Regions from separate parts of the Mus musculus genome. Here all the other regions are linked to region 3. The links are chromatin loops, found by intact Hi-C in ENCODE. Cell type or tissue: heart. All regions are shown on one strand. Region 1 has its middle 150 kb from the start of Gm31408. Region 2 has its middle 130 kb from the start of Gm31408. Region 3 holds the start of Barx2 (BarH-like homeobox 2).

Region 1 (8,000 bases), 210 kb before region 3:
CAACACTAAACATGGACAGCATTATTCCATGGGCTGAGGTCCTGGACGGAACAAAAGGGTGAAAGTAACCTGTTGACCAGCATTTGGCCCTCTGCCTCCTGATGCTGATACAGTGTGAGTGGCCTCATATTCCTGTTACCACCACGTTCTCGCCATGGAGGACCCATTGCCTCCTCGGACTCTGGGACAAAAGAAACCTTTCTCTCCCTAGTTGCTTTTGTCAGGCATTTTGTTTTATCAGTGTGAGAAGCAATCCACCATATTTTACATTATATTACATATAAACCAAATACCATGCCGGGTTATCTTTTAATACTGATAGCTTCACGGAGGAGCTTCTGTGAAAATCTGGAGGTACCACTTCCTTGTACTTTGTTTCCTTCATTTTCTAAAAGACCATAGATGGGCAACCAGATGGACTGGCTCAAAGTCTTAGATCTACCACAGAACATCCTGGGGGCGGGGGAGACTCAACCCTTCTTGAATTTCAGGTCATTGTAAAATGGAGCTAAGGACTATCACATCACAGAGTTCCTGAGAGGATTACACATAAGGGAAGACAGAGGAGATAATCATAAAATTCATTATCCTCAGAGAGGTGTAATAGCTCACATCTGTAATCTCAGCCCTTGGGAGAGTGAGGCAGAAGGATTAGTATGGGATTAAAGCAAGCATGGACCACACAGTAAGTTCTAAACCAGCCTAAGTGACAGAGTAGAATTCCATGTCAAAAGAAAGAAAGAAAGAAAGAAAGGAAGGAAGGAAGGAAGGAAGGAAGGAAGGAAGGAAGGAAGGAAGGAAGGAAGAAAGAAAGAAAGAAAGAAAGAAAGAAAGAAAGAAAGAAAGACAAATCTCTCCCCTTGGGACCTCAGGCTCCATGTTGAAAGAGGAGACAGAAAGATTGTGAGATTCATGTGATTCTGAGGGAACAGCATTTCTAGACACTAAAGGACCGATGGTTATGTCAAGTCTCAGAAACCAACAGTGTGCACAAGGACCTGCACAAGTTCAAACCAAATCAAATTCTAGCACAGAGAATGGAAAGTGGGCACCAAGTCCTATCCATAATCCAGGAGCTATTTGCAATTGATAACTGCTGTGAGGGAGGAAATCAAAGACAGTGGGTGTATCAAACCCACCCCAGGGCAGGCTTCACACCCTGAAATGACAGAAACCAAACGATGTGGTGTGTCTTGTTTGGTTGGTTCTTTGTGTATGTGCTTATTGATGCTGTTCATTTTTGTTTTAAGAGAAAAAGACTATAGCACCATGGCAGGTGGGGAGTTGTGGGAGGGCAAGAGTACAACTAAATTATGCTGCGTGGAAAAAAAATTTAATTAAGAAGTATAAAAGAAATAAAGATAAGGTACTGGGTAGGTTTTATGTCAACTTGACACAGGCTAGAGTCATTTGGAAAGAAGGAAAATAAGATGAGAAAATGTTTCCACAAGACTGGCCTATGGGGTCATGTTCTTCATCAGTAATTGATTGGGGAGAGCCCAGCCCTGGGCAGATATTCCTGGGATGTTCTAAGAAACCAAACTTAGGAGGAGGAATCCAGTAAGGAACACTTCACCATGCTCACTGCAGTGAGGAACACTTCATGCTCACTGCAGTAAGGAGCACTCCATCATGTTCACTGAAGTAAGGAGCACTCCACCATGCTCACTGCAGTGAGAAACACTTCATGCTCACTGCAGTGAGGAACACTTCATGCTCACTGCAGTAAGGAGCACTCCACCATGCTCACTGCAGTGAGGAACACTTCATGCTCACTGCAGTAAGGAGCACTCCATCATGCTCACTGCAGTAAGGAGCACTCCATCATGCTCACTGCAGTAAGGAGCACTCCATCATGTTCACTGCAGTAAGGAGCACTCCATCATGCTCACTGCAGTAAGGAGCACTGCTTCAGTTATTGCCTCCAAGTTTCTGCTCCAGTTCTTGCCCCGACTTCCTTCAATTATGGGCTATGATGTGAAAGTATAAGCAAAATAAATCCTTTCCTCCTCAAGTTACTTCTGGTCCTGGTGTTTTATATCAGCAATGGAAAGCAAACTAAAATGTAACTAGGCACCAGAGCGGTGTCAATTGCTGTGACAGATCTGGCCATTTGGGAAGAGGGTTATAGAAGGACTTTGGAGCTTTGGGCTATCAAAGCCATTGAATTTTCAGAGCTTGTGGGAACTGCCTTAGAAAGAGTCTAGAGCCATGAAAGAAAGCACCTGACCAAAAGCAACCTGAGGAGAGACGGAGTTTATTTCATTGTATTCTTCTAGGAAATAGTCCGTCACCGATGGACATCTGGACATGAACTCAAGGCAGGAACCTAGAGGCAGGACCTGATACAGAGGCTATGGTAGAAAGCTGTTTATTGGCTTGCTTCTCTGGGTTTGCTCAGCCTGCTTTCTTAGAGCACACAGGACAACCAGCCAAGGATGGCACTACTTACAGTGGCCTTGGCCCTCCTACATCAACCATCAATAAAGAATACACACCACAGGCTTGCCACAGGCCAATATAGTAGGGTCATTTTTCTCAGTTGAAGTTCACTCTTTCCAAATGACTCTAGAGTGTGTTAAGCTGACAAAAACTAGCCATCGCAAATGACCCTTTGTCAACTTGATACACAAACACATCACTATTCAACTAGAACCTTTCCTTTCTTATCTGTCCCTAGGGTGGCATGTTAATATCAATTCCACAATATAAAACATCCTAACTTTTAAAAGTACCACAGTCTTTAAACTTCAAATACCTTAAAAGTTTAGTCTCTTTAAAATATCCAAAGTCTCTTTAAAACTTCAATTTCTCCCTCAAACTCTAAATTTCCCCTAAAGTCCCAAAGTCTCTCTAAAATCCTAAAGTTCTTTGACTGTGGTCTTCGGTAAAATAAAAATTAAATTACATACTTTATTATTTCAAAGGTGATGAGCCGAAGCACAGTTTCAATCAGATCAAACTAAACCGAACTCCAACAGCATAAATAACTTAGTGACCAATGTCTGAGATTCACTCACGAACTTCTGGGTTCTGACGGACATTATACACCCATCCTGCTGGCTCTGCCATCCACAGCACACACACAGCTTGCTGGTGGGATTAAGCTGCCATTACTCTGCAGTCGCTGCTGTCCTTGGTGGTCATCCCATGGTACTGGGATCTCTAAAATATTAAGGTTTCCATTGCATCTGGGTTCTGTGGAGGGAGTTTGACTTTGCCATATGGTGCCAAGCCTCAAGTTCTCTCCATGACCTCTTCAATCCTGGGCCTTCTTCTGCAACTGAGGCTACAACTCACCTTTACTGGCTTCTCTCTGGGACTGCAATCCTGCCACACAGTGCCCAGCCTCGGGTGCTCTCTAGGATCCCTTTCATGTCTTCAAAACCATCACCACCTGTGTGGCTCTTTTGTTACCAAATGCAAATGACAGCACAGGATGCAGTCTTTGCCCCCTGTGGACCACAGCTTCTGAGGAAATACTTCCACATTTATGATTATCAACAATTCTGGTTTCTTCTTAATCACAGCTGGCTCTTAAACTCCAGCTGATCTGTACCACAAATTCTTAATTCATCATTCTTCCAAGCACCCACAGAACAGCCCAGTGAGCTCTGAGCACTCTATGGCTTTTCCAGCTCAAAGTTCAAAATCTACAACAATCTCCCCGACCCCCAAACACCTGGCCAGTGCTGCCACAGCAATACCCTACTCCTGGAACCAATTTCTGTCATAGGACTTCTGTTGCTGTGATACAACACCAAGACCAAAAGTAATTTTAGGAGAGAAAGAGTTTGTTTCACGTTACATTTCCAGGTAACAGTCCATCACTAATGGAAGTCAGAATGTGAATTCAAGGTAGGAACCTAGATGCAGGAAGTGATGCAGAGGCCATAGAGGGATGTTGTGTATTGGCTTGCTGCTTTCTTACAGCACCAGGACAAACAGCCCAGAGGTGGTACCTACCACAGTGAGGCAGGTTCTCCCACATCAATCATCAATCAATAAAATGTACCACAGGCCTGTCTGGTGGGAGACTTTTCTCAGTTGTAGTTTCCTCTTCCCAAGCTTGTTAAATTGACATAAAACTAGCCAGCTCAGAAACTAGGAAGATAACCCTGAGAACAGTACAGTACAGCATAGCTTGTGGTGTTTCAGAAGGAGGTTTACAAGCTCCTCAAGATGAGTGTCCCTCATCAAGGCTGGTTGATGTTCTGAATTGAGAAACTGTCCATCTGGCTTTCTGGAGCAGAATAATTGCTGTGATTAATAAGAGACCAAACCCATCAAAGTAAAACATTTGCTTTGCAAGGACAATTGGTGCTGGTTAGATGGTGAGAAATCAATGATGAATAAGAAAAGACCAGCATCATTAAAGTGAAATCATTTGGGAAATGTGTCCTCAGAATCAGCACATAGAAACTTTGATTCAGAGCGGGCTAAGGCTACACCTCATGCTGGCAGTCAGACTTGGTGTATGTGAGAGATGCCATGGTGGTACTGGTTTAGAAGGTATGAAGTCCCGGGATATGAAGAGCAGTTGGAACTTGGCTCTATGAGAGGTTAGGGAAAGCCATTGATGAGTGTCCAGCCCCAGTTTGAAATAGAACTCCCAGGAATGAGGGGATCATAGAGAGAATATTTGGGACCACATGACGGGATTAGAGTTTCTGCACAGAACCCAGGGGGGCTGTTTGTGAAGGTACAATGCAGTTGCAGTGTAGACGTCAGCATTTTGGAGATGCTAGTACCATGGGATGATTTCAAGACCAACAGCTCTTGTGGAGCAGAGCTAACTTGAGCCTAGGAGGCAAACTGTGTGCTGTGGCAAGTCCTAGAAGATTAACACGCCCAGAAATCTGACATTGAACTTCGGGATGTTGGATCTGAGGTTTGCTTTTCTTTGATTATGATCGTGCCTGGTTCTTTCCTTTTGGAGTAAGGGAGTATATAACTTAATATTTATTTTATAGGAACCTGAAGTTGAGAGACTTTGAACTTCTGAATGGACTTCGGAGTTTTAGAGCGCCTTTGAATATTTTAAGAGAATAAACTTTTAAATAACTTGAATTCTTAAGGCTTATGGGACCTTTGAAAGTTGAAATCTTATATTGTGATACTGATATTAATGTGAGATATTGGGGATGTACAACAAAGGAAAAGTTAAAGTTTAACAGTCTGTGTTTACCTCTCAAGTTGACAAAGAGCCAATCGTCCTGGTTAGTTTGTTTGTCAAATTGTTATATGCTAGAGTCATTTGGGGAAAGGGACTCTCAATTGAGGAAATGTCCCCATTAATTGACGTATGGGCAAGCCGATGGAGGCATTTTCTTAATTAGTGACTGATAAGGGAGGGCCCAGCCCATTGTGAGTGGCACTACTCCTGGCCAGGTGGCCCTGGAATGGTATATGAAAGTAAACTGGGCAAGCCAGGAAGAGAAAGACAGTAAGCAGCACTCTTCCGAAGCTTCTGCTTCAGCTCCTGCCTCCAGGTCCCTGCCTCGAACTCCTACCCTGAAGTCCTTCAGCGATGAACTATGCTATGGCAGCGAGACAACCCTTTCCTTCCCAAGCTGCTATTGGTAGTGGTGTTTTATCATAGCCATAGAAAGCCAAGACTGATAAAGACAATCAAGCAAACATCGTCTGCCCTGACGCTGCCCCTCATGAGCAAATTTCCAAGTTAGACTGCACATTCCACTGGCTCCCACTCTTCTCTGCCTGCTGTTTTATTTCTGTTTCTGGCTAGCTTACACTGTCTCGCCACAAGCCCTTCTTCATCTCCCAAACTGGCTTAGCTCACCAGCGCTCGATCAGCAGTAAGTGTTTCAGATGAATGCAGCAGTATTTTCCCCTGAGCTACCGTATGAGGTGTCACCAGACTTGTCACTAAAGGGTCAGGAGCAGACCTTGCAGAAGGAATCACACAGATTTGGGAGTTCTTTGTTGAGTTGCCCTCCCCACCCTCCCACCCCCCCGTCCCCAGCCTAGCCAATAGGGCTGTTCCCATGTGCTTAATTAAGAACGTCCACTCCTTCCTAGGGATCCCTCCAGCTTCTGCACTCTGCTTCTGTTTTGCTTTCTCTTTTTAAGCTCCAGCTCATTTGGTTTCTGAGGTGCACGCACATCTACTCCATGTTTTCACGCCTTACATAATTTGTCACTAATAATCACAGTTTGTGCTAACACCAGGCACTTTCTGATCCATTATGTCCTGGCCTGTTGAAGGAGACACCCCAGAATTATTATCCCACACTCCGTTGCATGGTCTCAAAGAATGACTTGTCTTAGCTGAGGTCACACTGTTGGCGTGTGGCGGGCCTCGGGTTTCCATAGATCATCAGGACTTCCTGAGCTCTCTGCTTAACGCTGTTAAAAGCATTGGCACTGTTTTCCTCAAGCATACGATTGCCCCTGATGTAAACAAAAGCAAGAAGGCTGTGTAACTGAGGTGGCCACAGAAAAGAAACAACTAAAGAATGTGATGGCCAACCCCATCAGAACCTCTGCACTGTTGGAGGGCAGCTTCTCCAAAGAGCTGACCAGAAGTGTCAGATGTCCAACACAACCTTCCTAGAATATTACAGTCTTTCTTCTTGTGTGTGGTTTGAGGGCCTCGCCACTCCAGCAGGGTCTTAGATGCTCCTCCTGCCTTCCTCAGCCTTGTCCAGGAATTTCTCTCCCACAGTACTCTGTATGTGGAGACTCGGGGACTTTTCACCAGGTTAGGGAAGACGTCTCTTCTTAGAGGACTTAAATACAAGCCTTCAGTTGATTTTGAATTTGTACCTCTAGTAAAACAAAATCAAAGACCAAAAGCCAGACCTTAAAGCAGAGAAGGGAGACAGGCCTTTTGGACATGTCACATGTCATCCCAGGTGCCTTTGAGGTGCTCCTGTGAGACAGGCAAACACCTCTTCTTGTCGCTAATGGCTCACAGCCTCTTGGCCTGAGTATTTACTGCTTTTGCATGACTCCCCTTGGCAGGAAGTAGTGCATTGTAAACATCAGGAGGGAGAGGAAACACAGCAGCTCCCACAGTGCGTAGAGCACTAGCGCCAATCCCGCTAGGATGCGGCTTTCCTTGCATCCGCATCACTGCTGAGCCAGTGATGAGGGCCAGGACCCATCACAGGCCTAACCCTGCCCAAGGCACTTTGTAGTCTCCCTACAAACAATCTTCACCCTAGCTAAACAGTGTGCAATGGGGAGCCATTCCTTGCACTGTTCACAGGTCTACGGGATTTTTCCTCCTCTCAGAGACCCATGAAGGGAACGGGCCAATCAGCCACTTCTGTGCTGTGGCCATTACAGGAGACTAAGCCTGAGAAGACTAGCCCCTCCCCCAAAGCCACTGAGCTTTGAGGAGAGGGGTGGGGCTCAAGGGAAGGAGGAACAGGAAATGGAAATTTAGTTCAGCTAAGTCTAAACCTCATTTAAAATATATTTTGGTAAGGCTCCAATTAATGCGTCTCAACAGGACATTTTTTTTTTTACAATGCTCTAAATGTAAAAGTTGGAAAGAGAATCCAAAAGAAAACAGTCTAGCTGTACCTAAAGCCTAAAATAAGCTCAAAATGATCTTAATTATTTAAGTACCTCAGGCTAAGTGAAGTCTGAATGCTTTGTAAGGACAAATGTGTTTCAACCTTCTCAATCACCAAAAAAATTAAAAAAGCTCTAGAGGGTGACTGGGGGCAGCGGGTCACATCTCAGGTGGGCCACCATCTAAGTCCATGGCTCTAAGTACAGTCAGCTGTCACCTGGGGATAGTGAGGCGAGCCCTGGCCTTCTTCAGACTTCTTTGGAGACTTGATGTATATTGCTGTCTGAAAAAAAAACAAGAGTCACATGGTCTACCTGTGTCGGGTGTCGAGGAGGGTGGGTGTCCGTGGGACTTTCCAGCACATGATTGGCCACACCCACCCTCTGTTCTCTTCATGGTTTTTATGTGCCTGGGACTCAAATGTCTTGCTCTTCATCAATCTTGTCTTTTTGGG
Region 2 (8,000 bases), 230 kb before region 3:
TGCCAACCTAAACTCAGTGAGGGGTGGTTCTTCAGTTTTTGCTACCCACGGGTTGAAGGGGTGGCGTGCCTGGTATGACTAACGGGCACTAATGGGCTCTCGGCAGCTCCCTGAAGTGGGTTGTTTGCTGGCCTGCTTCTCCCAGGCCTTAGAGAAGGCTTGCACCTGGATTAATCTCGAAGGGGAGACAGAGCTTAATTGTCTTCGGTGTTCTAAGACACTCAGAAGCTACTTAGATGAGACAGTGCCTGTGGTATGTGGTAATTGAGGACACGCAAGTGAATGCAAACAGCTCCGTACATAAAAGGTTGGGCATAAAATGAAATAAAACAGACGACAAACGGTTGCTCTGGGGGTGGGGGGAGTATTTCTGTGCTCTCTACTGGAGCTTTGAGAGTTAGTTTTTTTCAGCTATGTGGCACCAGACGGGTTGCCATGCTTCGGTGCATGGCCCTACACCCACGTACACACAGGCAGCGCTAACTGGATTTAATGACCTAGTGGGAATAGAATGGGGATTCAAGAAGAGCTGGGGAGGGGCAGAAAGAGAGGTAGATACAACAAAAGTACATCATATGTGTATGAAATTCTAAAATAAATAAATAAATAAATAAAAAGAATATTTTTTTAAAAGAAATGGGAAAAAGAAAACCCAACCAAGCCAAGTGTTTTTCAAATCACCTTCTCAGCACATGAGTGCCCAGCCTCACCTTTGAAACCTGCAGAGTGTTTCCACACGCCATCTCACTTGTCTTCCACAAACCACAGAGAGGGCTGGGCAAGGCTCTTTGCAGCAGCCGTCTCTCACTCAGTACCCGCACACACTGTGCTTAGAAAGACGTGTGCACATTAATTGCCTTTATTCTTTTCCATTTTACAGAACTAGAAACTGAGGTGATAAGAGCATTGATTTCAGACAATCCAGTGTTCCAGATGACAGCATCTGGATGTGAATGCAGGCTTCCTGACCCCCATAACCTTGTCCTTGCCTCGTGAGTGTGATTCCATCAGTGTTCCCTTAACTGGGTGCTTTGGCAAAACCTCCCTCGTGCTGCCTGCAGGAAGCCCTCCTGGCTCCTGGGAAGAACTAGGAATAGAGGTTAGTTCCTGGACTCAAGGGCAGGGAGACAGAGAACTGTCCTTACAGCAAGGCCATGGCTACTTCCTCTGCTGCTTGCTAGGCAGCCATTGAAGTTACCTCCTCTAAGACAATATTTCATGTGTGGAGTAGGCAATGGCAGTCCTACATGATGGCTATCGTGGGGATCCAGGGAGCCAGTAGAGATAAGAAGCACTCATGGCAAAGCTCCCTTCCTTTTCTCTCTCCTCTATTGTTCTTGGGTGCGAGAAGCAATGCCTGTCTGGGCACAGGATGTGTTGTATGTAGGAACTCAGAAAATAGATGTTTCAGGGGCTGAGAAGACACTCTAGTCTCTTGACATCTTCCCCTCCTGCCTGAATCTTGAGGACCCTGGACGGGTCCTTTTTGGAACAGATAGAGCTAGACAGAGAGATCTCTTGATGTCCATCACATAATAAAGAAGCCACTCTATGAGACACCCACATTATTTTCTCTGGGGATGTTATACCCCACTTGTGCTATCCCTACATCAGAAAAGCTGCAGACTTCTTTCAGCCCAAGCCACTAGGGACCCAAGTCTGATAGCAAGGGCGGCAGCAGCATGTCAATCAACATGATGGGCTGTCAGTAATGCATGTTGCTGGGAGAATGCAGATCAATGCAGAGAAGAATTGACACAGACACACGTGGAGGTCCTTTCTTCTTGCTCAAGCTCTAGCGACAACAAACTACTGTGCCCCATGATGTATGGAAGGTATTCTTGAGTGCTGAGATCTCAGGCTAAAGAAGGAGACAGATACCCGGGTACTACAAAGGAAACTGGTGAAATACTTGCCCCCTATGAGATGCTTCCCTGAAGTTTCTCATCTAATTCTTACAATAACCTTTACGAGGTAGATGCTGTGTGACCTTGTCCCATATTAAGGGGAACCTGAGCTTGCAGAAGTCAGTGGACTCTCCCCAGGGGCCAACTAGTATGAAGCGGAGCCAGGTGTGAAGGACTCACCTACACATGCTGTCTGCACAACTGTGCCAGCAGCCTGGGGTGTCATGGCCTCCCGTGGCTCTTTGTTCCTCTTTGGGAGAAGGGAGGCAATGTTTATTTTGCTGGCTCAGATGGTGAGATCTTTATCTTCCTCAGAAAAGCGTGTATTAAATCCCTAATTGCGCATGGCATTGAACATGGCATGGAATTATTTTGTATACAGAAATAATTAAGCTAAGTACACAGACAGGGTCTCTGCCCTCGGGAACATGCTATCCCTAGCACACTGAAGGTTGTTGACCCAAGCAACACATCCACAAAGCCAGAGTCTTGGTGCCATTTTCCCAAGGCCATCACAGCCACAGACTGGATCCCTTTATTAGCAATGACCTGGCCTGGGTGTGCTGGAGTACTGGTGTCTTTCAAATCCATTCCCACTTCTAGGAAGGCTTCTAAGGGGATATACACAGTTCACAGGCAGACGATGCATTGGAAGGCTTCTCATAGGCCCTGTGTGATCTTTATAAGGACTTTAGCTGTCCAGGCTTTAGCTTGCTAGCCACCGGATGGACTAATAGCATATCACAATTCTCAGGGGCTTACCAAATTTGCTTGGTAAAGGGATGCATTGACCATACTTAGCACAGTAGCCAACAGGTGATAAGGTCTCTATAATTAATGAGTGTTACAGCTGATAATTAGAAAGCCTGTTTCCCCCTGCACATACTCCTCCCAGATGAATATAGGGACTTTGCTTGAGTCATACTGGAAAGAAGACTTTTGATTGTACACAGCAGAGGTGTTTCGTCGACTCCCCATGCTGTGGCTGTCTGAAGGATCGGATCTCTGTGCTTCTAATGTGTTACTGTGCTCAGTATGTCAAGGGCTTGGCCTTGGTAGAGCAGAACACCAAGTGTCTGCCTATTGGCTATTTATCCTTAATTCTTCATTCTAGACTCTAGAATCTAGAGAGATTCAAACCTCTCTTCAGAAAAAGGGCTTGATGGGGGAATGGAACACAGACTATATTGCAGAGCAGTAGGGATGAAGTAAGCCCGGCAGCTTGGGGTACCTGGGACTCTGGCTCCCCAGTCCACATCAGAGACTGTTGTAACTGCTGTCCTCGCAAACATCTCGGGAGAAATAAAAGGACAGAGCTGTTGGCCACATCAGGTGAAGTACTTGTGTTGCTGAGGCAGGGCTGCGTGGCAAGTGGAAGATTCCAGAATATCTTTTTCCGTCTTGGGTAACTCCCTAGATTGCTTCTCTTCTTCTCAGAGCCTGGGGCTGGCCAGGGAGTGACCAAGGGCCTTCAGAAACCCAAGGACACATACTTCAGAAAATCTCTTTGTGTTTCTCCTTGGCAGAGGCCCTGCGCAGCATAGAGTTTGTGCTTAATGACCTGTCAAGAAGTAAAACAACCAGGAGAACTGCGGGAGTAAAAGAGTAAACTAAGAATAAAACCAAACCCAAACATCTTGACCCTCCCTCCCCTGCACCCAGCCCTCACTCATTTCACTGTCTTTGCAGTCAATTCCCCTCCCAGGCAAATAATATTTATTCCAAGAGGCTCTGACACACCAGTTCAGAACAAGACAATGCTCGATTGTTTCTTCCTTCCCCCTGCGGCAAGCGATGGGCTGGAGCAGCGCAAGCGTGGAAAGGGAAAGGTGCTTGGTGCTATTCTCATGGGACCCAGCTCCAGCGCTGTCAAAACAAGCCCGAGACTCACGCGGGGGAGGGTGGCGGGGCCAAAGATTAGTACAGCTACTGCCGGACCAGCTCAGAAAGTTTCGCTCTTTTAGCTGAAGTTCCTGGCAGCTGTGGCCACTTAAACGGCTTTTGCTTCCATTAGAAGGGAGAGTCATTAAGTCAGGGAGCTTAAGGCAAGCTCTAAAGGGCCCGGGAGTCATTGCTCAGCTAAAAGTGCCAATTCATTGTGTGGTAGATAAAACACCTGGAGACTGAAATCAGAGGTGAATTTCTCTGGCTTAGGCTTTGAGGACTGACCCCTTGGTGACCTTGCATAGAGAAACAGCTTTTGTATAAATCAAAGACTTCAGCCCTCCTGATACAGGAAGATCTTGGGGGAAGGTGTGGTCAGACGGGGTAGATTGTCACCTCCAAGACTTCTCAGCGGGTGTTCGGTCTATACAGGCTGAAGGGCCCAGAAGGATCTTAACCCAGGGTTTATCAACCAGATACATGCCTGAATTGAGAATTTGTGTTGTCCCAGTTAGAGTTCCTTCGTCCTGGATCAGGTGACCATCATCTGAAACTGGAGCCAGCACAGGCTGGTCTTTGAAAGACTCTGTCCCATTCTTTTCAACAATGCTTTCTGATGGATATGTGAGCCCAGTTGGGCAGATAGCATCCAGGCAGGAGTGACTGAGCCAGTCCAGTTGTCTGACCACCATGATTGGTCATGAGAGCAAAGGGACCATTTTCTTTCTGGACAGTAACCCATGAGCCCGTGACAGTTTTTGCTTATGTTAACCTTTAACAATAGGCAAGCTGAGAGGATATTTTCACCCCAACTTTACAGATGGAGAAATTGAGCTTTGGAAAGGTTTGACGACACCTAAATAGCACCTCGAAGCCTAGCATTTTTGCATCCTGTCTGTCACTCTTCTTGGGCCGGTCCTGTATTCTCTGTCATAGGCAGCTGTAGAAGACGAGGCTGCAACTGGTCCCCCATCCCTGATCAGCCTGTCTTTCACACCTGTCAGGACCCATCTTTCCAGAGGCCTGATACTGAAGGAAGATACGAGAAAGAGGAAGCTGACCTAGACCTTATCTCTCTACATTCCACTGAGGCCAGGAGGAACCTAGGAGGAGATGAGAAGGTCCTGGGCAGATGCAATTTTCATTTGAGGCAAACTCCTTCAAAAGGCGACCTCAGAAGTACTCTCGCTGTGTTCTGGGGCAGAATGAGAGGAACCAAATGCACGTGGTCACACCTGCACAGAACCACAAGCTTAAATGCTCTAGGACCTGGAGGTGGGACATTTGCCAAAGAAGACCTCAGAAACACAGAGCTTCCTGAAGCACCAGTGGGCAGGGGGAAACCAGACTGGCGGCTGCCTGGTGGAGAACCAGAATCTGGGAAATGTCACCTCTCACAAGAATTATGTCAGGATCTATGACAGGACCAAAGAAGTCTGACCCTGGCAGGACAACCTGACGTAACTAGTAGTCTGGCTTATCCCATGTGGGATTACTCAGCCCATAAAAGTTCTATTTATTTGTTAAGGGAGGGGCAGATCCATATCCTGTCTGTTGACACCTGGACCGCAGGGAAGATTTCTGCACCTCCTTGCCCATCCCAGTGCCCTGGCTGAGCCACTCCCTGCCCAGCCGAAGTGGCTGATGGGAAGAACACCTGGTGGGTGAGGGCCGGGAGAGCCTCCCATTGGCAGCAGCTCCTCTGCCGAGAGCCATGACCATCACTCAATAGGATAGAAGGCCAAAAGCCTGAGAGCACAGTTCCCAACATGTTCACCTCAGACGCTTGCCCCGAGTAGGCTGGGCTGTGACAGCTCAGTCAGATTCCTTGCTCCCAGCAAATGCCTCTTGAAGAATCTCTTGGTTTTTCCAGCATTTCTTTTTTTTTTTTTTTTTACGGCTGTGTGTTTTGGTTCCAAGATCAAGTGAGCAAGAGGTTCCAATTTGAAGTCTTTGGTGACAGGTCTGCTCTGTCATGCAGGTCTTCTCACCCTTTCTCCATGGCATCCAGAGGCTGTGTCAGGGCTGAGGGCAGGAAGCCTGAGAGGAGGCGTGACTTTGTGTTTAAAAGGGAGATAACTCTACTTCAAGATTGTGGCAAAGTGGGGGAACCGAGGGTCAGTTCTTAAGACACATGCACTCACTCCATCTTGCTTTGTCAAGAACCTAGGAACTCAGTTTTGTCTTTCTAGATCTCTGCTTCATCATCTGAAAAGGGAAAAAATCCAATGCTTCTTAGAAATTCCTTACACTTTGCAATGTCTTATTCAGTCTACCCAATCACTCCCAACTAGTCTCAATACTACTCCCCCGACTTTCAAAATGAGAAGAAAAACGGAAGTAGCACCACCACACCTCATGGGGAACAAACACTACAAGTGGTTTTTCTTTGTTGTTGTTGTGTTGAGAGACACCAAGTGCTCCACCCCTGTGTCTGCCCATCTTTGCCTTCTACAGTTTCCATACAAACTTGCCCCATGGCCCTTGATCTTCCCAGAGTCGCACTGAAAGTGCCATCCAATGGCTGCAAGAGGGCTGGGAGATCTGGGTCTCAGGCATTGACTTGCTGCGTGGATGCAATCAGACTTGGTTTCTTTGAGCCTCATCCACCCAATGGGGTAAATATTCCACCCTGGGAATGCACCGTGGGATGCTTCAGTGACTAAAATGAAGAAAAGCACGAAGCAGTTTCACGGTGGAGGTTGTGTGTCTAAATCCCTGGGTCTTTGGAAGCCAGTGGCCCTTTACTAATGGGCTGCACCCAACGGAATTGTGGTGGTTTTCCAGTTTACACAGAGGCAGGGCCTCCTGGCACATGCTGATGACTTACTCACATGCATTGTGACCTTGGATCAAGATGCTCCTCTTTTTGGATTAGTTCTGAGCCCGGTTTTTAAGCAGCTGGCTGGGATGGAGACTTGTTTTGCAATGTGCTTCAGTGAGGTTTTTACAGCCTCACTCATCAGGCCTTGAGGACTCTGCTAGGATACTGAGCTGCAGGCTGCTGAGTCACAAAGGTAGAAGCCCGTTAGCTGCCAAACATGGCTTTCCTGGCCCTGCCTTTCCGGTGTGATAAACCCCACAGGATTAATCTGAGAGCCCCTCCTTCATCCTCCATCTGCACTCTCTCCCTTTTCTCTACCCCTCCCTCACCTGGGAGTTTTCCCTCTTCAGGTGGGAGCTCTTGAGTGGAAGGGAAGGACCTGACATTAGACATTTTAGCCTCCAAGGCTCTCCCCCTGCAACGTGGCTCTCAATCTTCTCAATGCTATGACCTTTAATACAGCTATCCCTATTCTGGTGATCCCCAACCATAAAATTATTTTATTGCTACTTCATAACTGTATTTTTGCTGCTGTTATGAATCGTAATCTAAATATTTGATACACAGGATATCTGATATGTGACCCCAAAGGGGTCATGACCCTCAAGGGTCTCCAACTGATGCCCTAAAACAAGTGCAAAACATATGCAAATAGGTATGGGAATTAATAGTGAAGACCCTCTAGATCTGTCAGAGCTTCTTGAACATTTCTGAATCTGGCATATTCTCTTAGGCTTCTATGACCTTGAGTTACTGTTTCTTCTGGTCAGAATCGATCTTACCTAACTCCCAATCCTGTTATAACTATCTGCCTACAAGCCATGCACACTGATAAAATGGCAGCATGAATGTTGGGGGAGTAGCCAAGCACTTTTAAAAACCTGTATTGAAGGCTTTACTCCATGAGATGGAGCAACGCATACCCGATACTGTTAATGAGGCCGATACTCTGAGACTAGATAAGTCATGAACCCAGGGGAAAACTTACTACTCTTATTTTTCTAAGAGAACATATCAATAAAAGAACTCATAATGACCCACTTCTATACCCATTGATCCATGCATCACTTAACCCCCAGCAGAAAACCTTCTTCTTGAAGGTAATTAACACATCGACCCATAACTTAACTGCATGCAGAGAGCGAGAGACTTACGTGACTTTATCAGATGCTTCCTCTCAAGACTCAAGGATCTAGGCAGAAGAGGGAGCAGAAGTCTTATGAGAGTGAGAGGTGGTATACAGGTTTAAAGAAGCAGTATTTTCCAAAAACAGCAGGGAGGTTCACACAGTACTCTCAGAGGCTGTAACAGCCTGCATTGAGTATGACTTTCACAAACACAAGCCAGTCAAAAATCACAGCATGGAAATGGGCAGAATGTCTTAC
Region 3 (8,000 bases):
AAACTTTGTTTAAATGGAGGCTTACTTTAGTTTGTTGGGTATGTTTTTTTTTTAATTTAATGATGAAACTTTCCTTTAGTTTGACTTAAAAAGGATTCTCTTTCTCAGTATCAATTCTCTTTCTTGGATTTAGGAGAAACTACTGGGGGAGAAAAAAAAAACATTTAGAAGTCACTCTGTAAGAGTAAAACTGCTGTGTTTTCAATAAAGACCTGTTAAAATGAACAATACTTTTCTAATGATGAGTGTTCCACCAAGGGAGAATGTTTAGTAATGAATGACTGCCAGGTGATTATCTGACTAATGAAAAAGGTTTCCATTCCTCTGTTTACTTAAATACACACTCTACTGCCTGCGGAGATTTGATATCATGCATTGCCACTTGGATTACTAAATCTAGCAACACGGACTGCTTAATTAGGTGGAAGTCTTCTAAATGTGGCTTTTGTTCCGCCCTTATCCTTCATGCTTATTGAACACGCTGGTCAACAGTGGAGCAGATTGTGGAGAGATTTTTAGTCTTCATTTTCAACATTCTGCCTGACCGAGTTCACTTCTGTCACAGTTACTTAAGCTTGGTGGAGGTGTGCAAACTTTAAAAATGAGAAAATTGGTCACTTTAATTCCAGTGTAAGTTTCCACTTGTTTTGAATTTCTCCGACAGTGTTTCGGCCACCTAGGCTGCACATCTGTCTCTATCCAGAAAAATGCATTACTGTTTCGCTGTAGATACCAGCAACTCCAGTTTTATTATTTTTAATTAATTTTTAAAAGATTGTAGCTATCCTAGCTAAGGGTTTTTTGTTTTTTGTTTTGTTTTGTTTTGTTTTTTGACCCTGATTTGGACAGTTAAAAAGTACAAGACAGCTTTGAAAGCATAAAACCCCAGAGAAGTCTCTAATGGGCTTCCTATGATCTCATACACGCAAGGCTTTCTCTGTAACCGTAAACCCACTGTAGGCTTACGATCTGGAAGTATCAACTATTGTAGCCAGTTTTTATGAGTTTAATTCCACTAGCAAATCCTACTTTCTATATTTTAAGTCTCAACTACAGCAAATCAAGCACATTTTGAAAGAAACGATCCAGGGGGAAGAATGGAAAAAGAAGGCAAGAAAACCACCGCAAATAACCTCTCCTGCAGCAAACCAAGAACTTCTAGGAACACAGGACAAGCCTGCGACCATGTCAACTCACCTTTATTGCTCACAAAACTGCCTTTGAATCATTGCAGTGTGCCTGTTTTATTTCCCACCCAAGGTTCCATAAATCATGGAACTAGCCTGGACTGACTACGTGAAAACTTTCTGGGCCTTTTTCTCCCTCTCTTTTTCCAGCATGTTTTCTTGCATGACCCAACTCTGTGACTCCCACAAGCCATGGAAAGTGGCCTTAGAATTACATCAAAGCCCCTGAAAGGCAGCAGGTACTAAACAGGGCCCTGGGTCCCTCAGGAACTGAACCTATCTTCTGGGTAGCGAGACTCAACGGGGTACAATGAGAATTGTCACGGGGGGGGGTCCTCATTGGGATTTTATTGTTGTGGCAAATAAATGTTCTCAAAGAGAAGATTTAGCCTACTTCTCCAGCCCCAAACATTCACAGATGACTCATTGGAGACTCTACATATATAGCAGACAAAATGCCAGCAGGGTGGGCCTCTATCTTGTTTCTCAAATCTATTTAATGTATACCTTGATTATTTTCTTGTTTATAAAATTCAGTATTACAAGGCTTGTTGTGGGATATCAAGTCTAAAACTACCTTGCTGAAAGAAGTGAAATATTCATTTTATGGCCAAATGTAGGAGTAACTTGATTTGGGAAAAACCTCTCCCCATATTTATTATTTAGACTTAGTGACTAGCATGGCTGGACCGTGGGAGAGATGGAATTCCAAGTATTACATTTAGCAGCTTTTTATCCCCGAAGTTCAGAAAAGAAGTCTGGGAACCACTGCAGTGGGCACACACTTCCATTTTTCCAATTATAATTTCGTGAGTTTGTTTCATGGCAGTCATACAGCAAGCACAGAACCAAAGGCCCAAAGCACTTGTTTGCTCTCAGTGGAAAGCACAGTCAAGAACTTCCTTGAAAATATTTTCAACTGTTTTAGCTCCACCTAACTTTTTTGTAGCCTGATCCCCATCTGCCAGGGAACTTTGAAACCCAGAGCTTCTCTAAATGTACACCCTGTTTTAAATGTCTTTGGATTGATTTCCTACAGATCTACTTTTTCAATGTAATTACTAAATTCTCTGTTTCCTTCCTATTGGTCTAGTTTTTGTGGACAGAGGAAACCAGGTTTGAGGGTTTTTTTTTTTTTAAAAAAACTGTTACTAGTGTTGGTTTTAGTCACTTAAAACAAACAAGGGGTTTATCCTTTCTGCTTGTGTCAAAACTCAGCACAGCCCAAAACTACTTTCCTGAGGGCAATCATTTTAAGTAAAGTTTGATGTAGTCACAAGTTTATTTTGAAGCCCATGAAACCGATTTACCTGTAAAATTACAAAAGAGGCTGGGCAATCTAACTCTAGGTGAAAGATGAGACCACCAAATTAAAGTTGAAACTGACAAGCTCACTGCGTGAAACCGCCTAGGCACTGAATCTGTTCAAGTGTTTGAAGTTTCTCACTAAAACCCCCGGTAGTGCCAGGGAGAAGGACGCTTTCTCCAAGAAGCCAGGACAGTTATGCTACATTGGCGTCTCACTCCAAGGACCACTTGGTCTTAACTCATCTCCCATCCAGGGAGCAGTACCTGCCCAGGCCCGGTTGCAAACGCTTTTGAATGCCCACCACTGGCGGGCGAGTCTGTTCTTGCAAGGACGCAGGAAAAGAATCCTTTGGTCCCTCTGGCTCTCAGGTTGGAAAGCAGAGGCGACCGCACACGGGCAAAAGTACAGCAGCCCACTATATCGCCCAGCGGTTGTCTTACCGGTACAAGAGTGCAGGGGCTTGGGTCGCACCACCAGCGACGGGCACACAGAGTAGAGGGAAAGTTTCTCAAAGTAGTCGCAGGTCTCCTTGGAGAGGATCTCATCGATCATGAAAGTCTTGTAGCGCCGCCTGGCTGCTTTGAGCTGGCCGGGTGAGCTCAGCCTCAGTTCCGCGTGGCAGTGCATGGTGAGCCGGGACCAGAGCCTGGCGACCTGAGCGCGGCGAGCGCCTGGCCGTCCGGGACCGCAGGAGGTGGCTCGCTGGCTGGGGCCTGAGCCCCGCTCCTCGGCAGCCAGAGGGGCGGCGGGGCCCGGGGAGGCGCGCAAAGCAGAGAGGGCACGGGCGCGCCTGCTGCGTCTACACCCACCCGCCGAGCAGCATCTTTGACTACAGCCTTTTTGGGACACCGCAGCTGTCAATCAGCGCGCACTTCCTGCAGGGCCAGGTGCGGAGCGCGAGCCGAGGGGCGTCGGCCGCTACCCCGCCCCTGCGCGCCCGTGCGGCTGGGGTGCTGACCTGCGCACCCCGGGTCCGACCGCTCTTGCCCGCTGCCTCCCGCCGATCCGAGAGTCGAGCGCTCCCCAGGCGGCTCTATTTTAAGACACTCGCTCCGGTTCTCCTTTCCCCCTCCCCCAGCTCCAGGTGTGTGTACGGGTGTGTGCGCGCGCTCGTGTGTGTGTGTGCACGCGCAGGACTGCGGGCGCGCGCCTCCTTCTCCAGGGACTCAGGAGTCTAGCCGCCACTTTTCCGAGTCGCATCGCCCCTCTGTCCTCCCTTAGCGCCAGTCCTGCTAAAGGGGGCACCGCTCCCGCCCCTCCGCCCCCGCAACCCTATAGGCAGCTATGTCCACACCTCTTGCCATAAAGCAGTGGCATCTTCATCCAGAATCGCGAAGCTCCGGGCTCCAGAGCGCGCGCTTTCCGACGACCACCGAGCCTCACTTGTCCCCGCTGGGCCATTTCCCTAAACCACAGTGTCCTCTCTCAACCCAGCCCACAGCTCCGAAGCCCGCGCTGCAGCCGTGCGCTCCCGAGGTGGGGCATTTGCTCCAAGGTTGCAAACTTGATTGCCTCACTACGACCCCAAACTACAAATGAATTTAGCACACTCCGTTATCCCAATTATAAACTAGGGTAGTAATGTGGTGTGTGTGAGTGTGTGTTTAAATTCTGTTCATACAACGGTTTTCTTTTGCCAGAAAGGGCCAAAACAGCGGGATCGCGACGTGCCCGCGGCCCTTCCAAAGTTAGCCCAAATTCTGGCTTTTCCTAGTGCCCAATCCCGCTTTCCATTCCGGGGTATAACACACTTCTGGTATTGGGGGATGGTTTGCCTCTTTCTTCCTAGCGTCCTAATCTCAGAATCTGTTCCTACCAATGTCTGTACGAACTTTGTTCCTAACCACAATCCTTGCGTTAGAGCGTCCGGCCCGCACCTAAGCGCCTAGGACAGCTCCTGCTGTCAGTGACTCTTCCAGCCGGCCGGCCGGCCGTGGGAAACGACCTCCGGGTGCACTCCCAGCCCCCAAGACTGTGCCCCTGAAGTGGTGTGCGCAAGCTGGAAAAGAAACGGACAGCGGGGACACAGAATTTGGGACAAAACAGCCGATGGTGTTTGCCTGACGCTCGCACGGTGCGACTGATCCCGTGGCTACGCGCTCCGAGCATGGTTAGCCGCGGAAGCAAGTCGGGACGCGCACCTGGGCCGGTGGTTAAACTCGCTAAGGAACAAACTTGCTGAACTAATGATTAAACACTTAAAGAAAATAGGCATTAATAGACTGAATCATAGTCGAGCGTTTGCTGTGGGCATCAGCTCGTATTAATGATTTTTATTTCTCGTGTGTCTGCCTCTGCCTGATTTCTCTTTCCTTCTTAACTCTTGAGATTGCTTTTATTTCTGCTGTACCAGACATAGGTAGCCAGCACTGCAGCTAGGTACCCCAGAGGCTGAGGTCCTTGCCTTTATCCCTGGACTCTGTGGACTATCTGCTGTGGAGGACGGAGGGCCTAGGACCTGTCGGGGTGCGCCACCGGTCGCCTCGACCCGCTACGCGAGGAGCCAGGGGCCAGGGACCCAGCGCAACACTCGCTGCCGTGCTAATCCTGAGGCGCTGCTCTCTTGAGTCACCCGTACAGTGCCATGCCGCACCATAGGCAGCCACGAAGAAACTAAGTGCTTGGCGGGAATTGAGTCTGACGGAGGCGACAGGGAGACCGGCTTGCAGCGCTCGGAGCCCGGCATCCGAATGGCCTCAGGGCCGGAGCTTGAGCGTGCCGCTGCGCTTAGGCTAGCAGGTTCCGGAGTGGTCTCGCGAAGGCGTGCGCTCTGGGTCTCACTATCGGTAACCCTGTCTCTGTCCTGCACTCCTGTCCTTCAACCTTTTTTCTTTCTTTCTCTTGGCTCTTCCCTCTTTTTACCCCTCTCATTTCTCCCTTTCCCTCGTTGGTACTCGCCTTTGGGGCTTCTAAGTTTGGGCTCCTTTTTCTCTTTCCTTACTTCTGCCCTTCGTTCCGTTCTTCCCCCCATAATGCATGCTTGTTTCTTTTTCTTCTTCCCTTTCTTTCTCCCTCTCCACCTTTTCTCTCTCCAAACTCGAGTCAGGAGTGGCATTTGTGAACCCGTACCCAGGGAAGCTCTTAGACAGACCAAGTGCTTGAACTCCTAGCCCAGTCTGCAGGAATGGACTGGCCCCATGACAAGTCTTTCCAAGTGGGGCCTCATTCTGTCGTCTTACTGCTCCCTTCTTCCCATAGAGCCTCAGGCACAAAATTCACTTAAACCCTCCTGTCAATTTGGCTTGAAAGCTAGTGAATTTTGATAGCCAAAGAAGTAGAGAGCATCCCCCATCGGTGCCTTACAAACTTTCTCTCTCTTTTTTACCCCCCCCTACAAGGAAGGAAGGGGACTGGAAGAACAAATTCCCGCTGAAGGAAGGAATAAGCAGCCCTGAATCTTGGAGCCTAGAGTCTTTGGCTGTCTGGTATTCGTTCCCTAAACTGACCTTGGCTTTTCATTTCCAAACGGTAATCCTAATTTCTACTTCACAGGGTTGGCCTTTTACAAGCCTTGCCTTTAATTGGAATGCTCTGCCACCCCTCCCCTCTCTTCTTTGCCCAGAAAAACCAGAGACACATCCAAATACAACCTCCTCTCGAGCAGCCTCGTCTCATCCCTAAGCTTGTCCTTTACTGTTCCTGCCCCTATCCCAGCAGTTCTGTCAGTGTGCTCTTTGTTTATTTCACCCGATGGATAGTGAATTCCTGATGGCCGATGCCTTATTGAACATTATTCACCCCCTACCATCATATAGTGCCTGACACATGGTCGCTTCTCAGTGAATGTGCCATGAACACATGATTGTATGGAAGCTCTGGAAATAAAATTAAATAATGTGTTTGATGGGACATCAACTCTTAATTAGTTGTACTAAATTTGTCTTTCTCTTTAAATGAGTCTCTCCCCTTTCCTTGTTAATTTTGAGCTTTGAACAATGGCATGTAGCCCAATTTCTTTTATTTTCTTTTTTCCCCCCTTCAAGCTCCCCTTTTTTCACCCTCTCTGCGCCACACTTAGATTGCAAAGCATCCCTACTGGGAGGAAGCACACCCCAGCTGTCAATCACAAGTGGGACCTTGGTCAGAAGAGTAGTGGGGGTTTTGTTTCCAACGTTAATGAAGTGGCTGGAACATGAAACATCTGCCAGAGGGGCTCAAACCTTCTCCAGCTGCTGGAGACTGGCAGACACTCTTCAGTGTCCAGGCATCATACTCGGTCAGTGTCTGCCCTTGCGACCGACCCCGACGACCGCAGAGGAACACACATGGAGAGGGCCAGACTGTTTACACTGAGCAGTGAGCATACACGGTGAGAAAAATTCACACTCTGAAGGACAGGTTTCCCAGGATCACACACCCACTCCCCAATTTGGCCTCTGATTCCTAAGACAGCTCAGCATAAGAGAAGGGGACTGGAATAAAAACTGGGCTGGGTGACCTGAAAACCAAAGTTTTCCTTCTGATTTTTATCTTCCATTCACCAAGAACTGTTGAAGTTTCATGAAAGGATTTTTCTAACCCCCAAATATGACACTTAAATTCCATGTAGGACCCACCTTGACTTTTAGCTAAGGATCCTTTTATAATCTTGATTATACTGCAATCAGGTGTAATTATGACAAAGACACCAGTTCATTTCTCAGCTACCTTTTCTTCAAAGGGGACCTAGAGGGCAGAAAAGCATTTCTTATAGTCTGGCCACGTGTATTTAATAACTTGTATTTCAGCCACTAAGTTCTGAAATACTTTCAGATATGTAAAAGCAAAATAGGGAAAGCCTTGTAAGTTAATACTCCCCTGGGCCCCAGATTCATGCCAAAACCTCTTGCTGTCTGTGCAGCCCGACCAGGCTGCACGAATAACAAGCTACAGGGAGTATACAAGGAGGTCAGCCTATTTTCTAATGATGATATTAATTTACAAAATTGTGCTCATACACTGCAAGGCACCTTTTAAAGAGAGGCCACAAATGCAATCCACTTGACCAATGAGCTTACAAAGAATGGAGTAGAGCCATCATGCAATTCCTAAAAGCCAAGTTCAAACTGGAAAATAAAAAAGGCAATAGCTGTATCTATAAAGCACTAAGCATTAATGCCAAGATGAAAAAGTTCAGTAAATTAGAGAAAGAGTGGCTGGGGAAGAAGGGATGTAGGGAGAATTGAGAGGAAAGGAGAGAGGGGAGACTGTGGTCACAGTATAAAACAACAATGTTTTTTTTTTTCAAGAAAGAGGACTGGAGATACTGCTCAGCAGTTAAGAGCACTGGCTGCTCTCCCAGAGGTCCTGAGTTCAATTCCCAGCAACCACATGGTGGCTCACAACCATCTGTAATGGGATCTGATGCCCTCTTCTGTCATGCAGGCATACATGCAAATGGACCACTCATATATAAATAAATAAATCTTTTTTGAAAGAAAGAAAGGAAGAAGGAAAGGAAGAAAGGAAGGAAGAAAGGAAGGACGGAAAGAAGAGAGAAAGAAAGAGAGAGAGAGAAAGAAAGA

The links. Peaks named below come from ENCODE experiments on the same cell type or tissue, not always from the same donor. Only the 100,000 strongest peaks of a DNase experiment are listed, where the experiment ranks them.
Region 1: a loop joins it to region 3, with 2.0 times the contacts of the local background. A loop is called at or near these places in 2 of 42 quality-filtered maps.
Region 2: a loop joins it to region 3, with 2.1 times the contacts of the local background. A loop is called at or near these places in 3 of 42 quality-filtered maps.

What each region holds. Positions count from the first base shown.
Region 1 is chr9:31,701,081-31,709,080 of GRCm38, forward strand. No RefSeq gene overlaps it. Among named protein-coding and RNA genes, the nearest start is that of Gm31408, 150 kb to the left of the region's middle. In heart, no CTCF peak of the experiment used is centred here; no DNase peak of the experiment used is centred here.
Region 2 is chr9:31,684,545-31,692,544 of GRCm38, forward strand. No RefSeq gene overlaps it. Among named protein-coding and RNA genes, the nearest start is that of Gm31408, 130 kb to the left of the region's middle. In heart, no CTCF peak of the experiment used is centred here; a DNase peak (open chromatin) is centred at 3,807; H3K4me3 peaks cover 818 bases; H3K27me3 peaks cover 1,041 bases.
Region 3 is chr9:31,909,969-31,917,968 of GRCm38, forward strand. It overlaps Barx2 (BarH-like homeobox 2), which reads right to left and starts at 3,317. Exons shown (of 4, transcript NM_013800.2): 1 at 2,937-3,317. The coding sequence starts at 3,123. It overlaps Gm31497 (a long non-coding RNA gene), which reads left to right. Exons shown (of 3, transcript XR_379218.3): 3 at 1,045-1,230. In heart, a CTCF peak has its summit at 3,072; no DNase peak of the experiment used is centred here; H3K4me3 peaks cover 2,889 bases; H3K27me3 peaks cover 7,019 bases.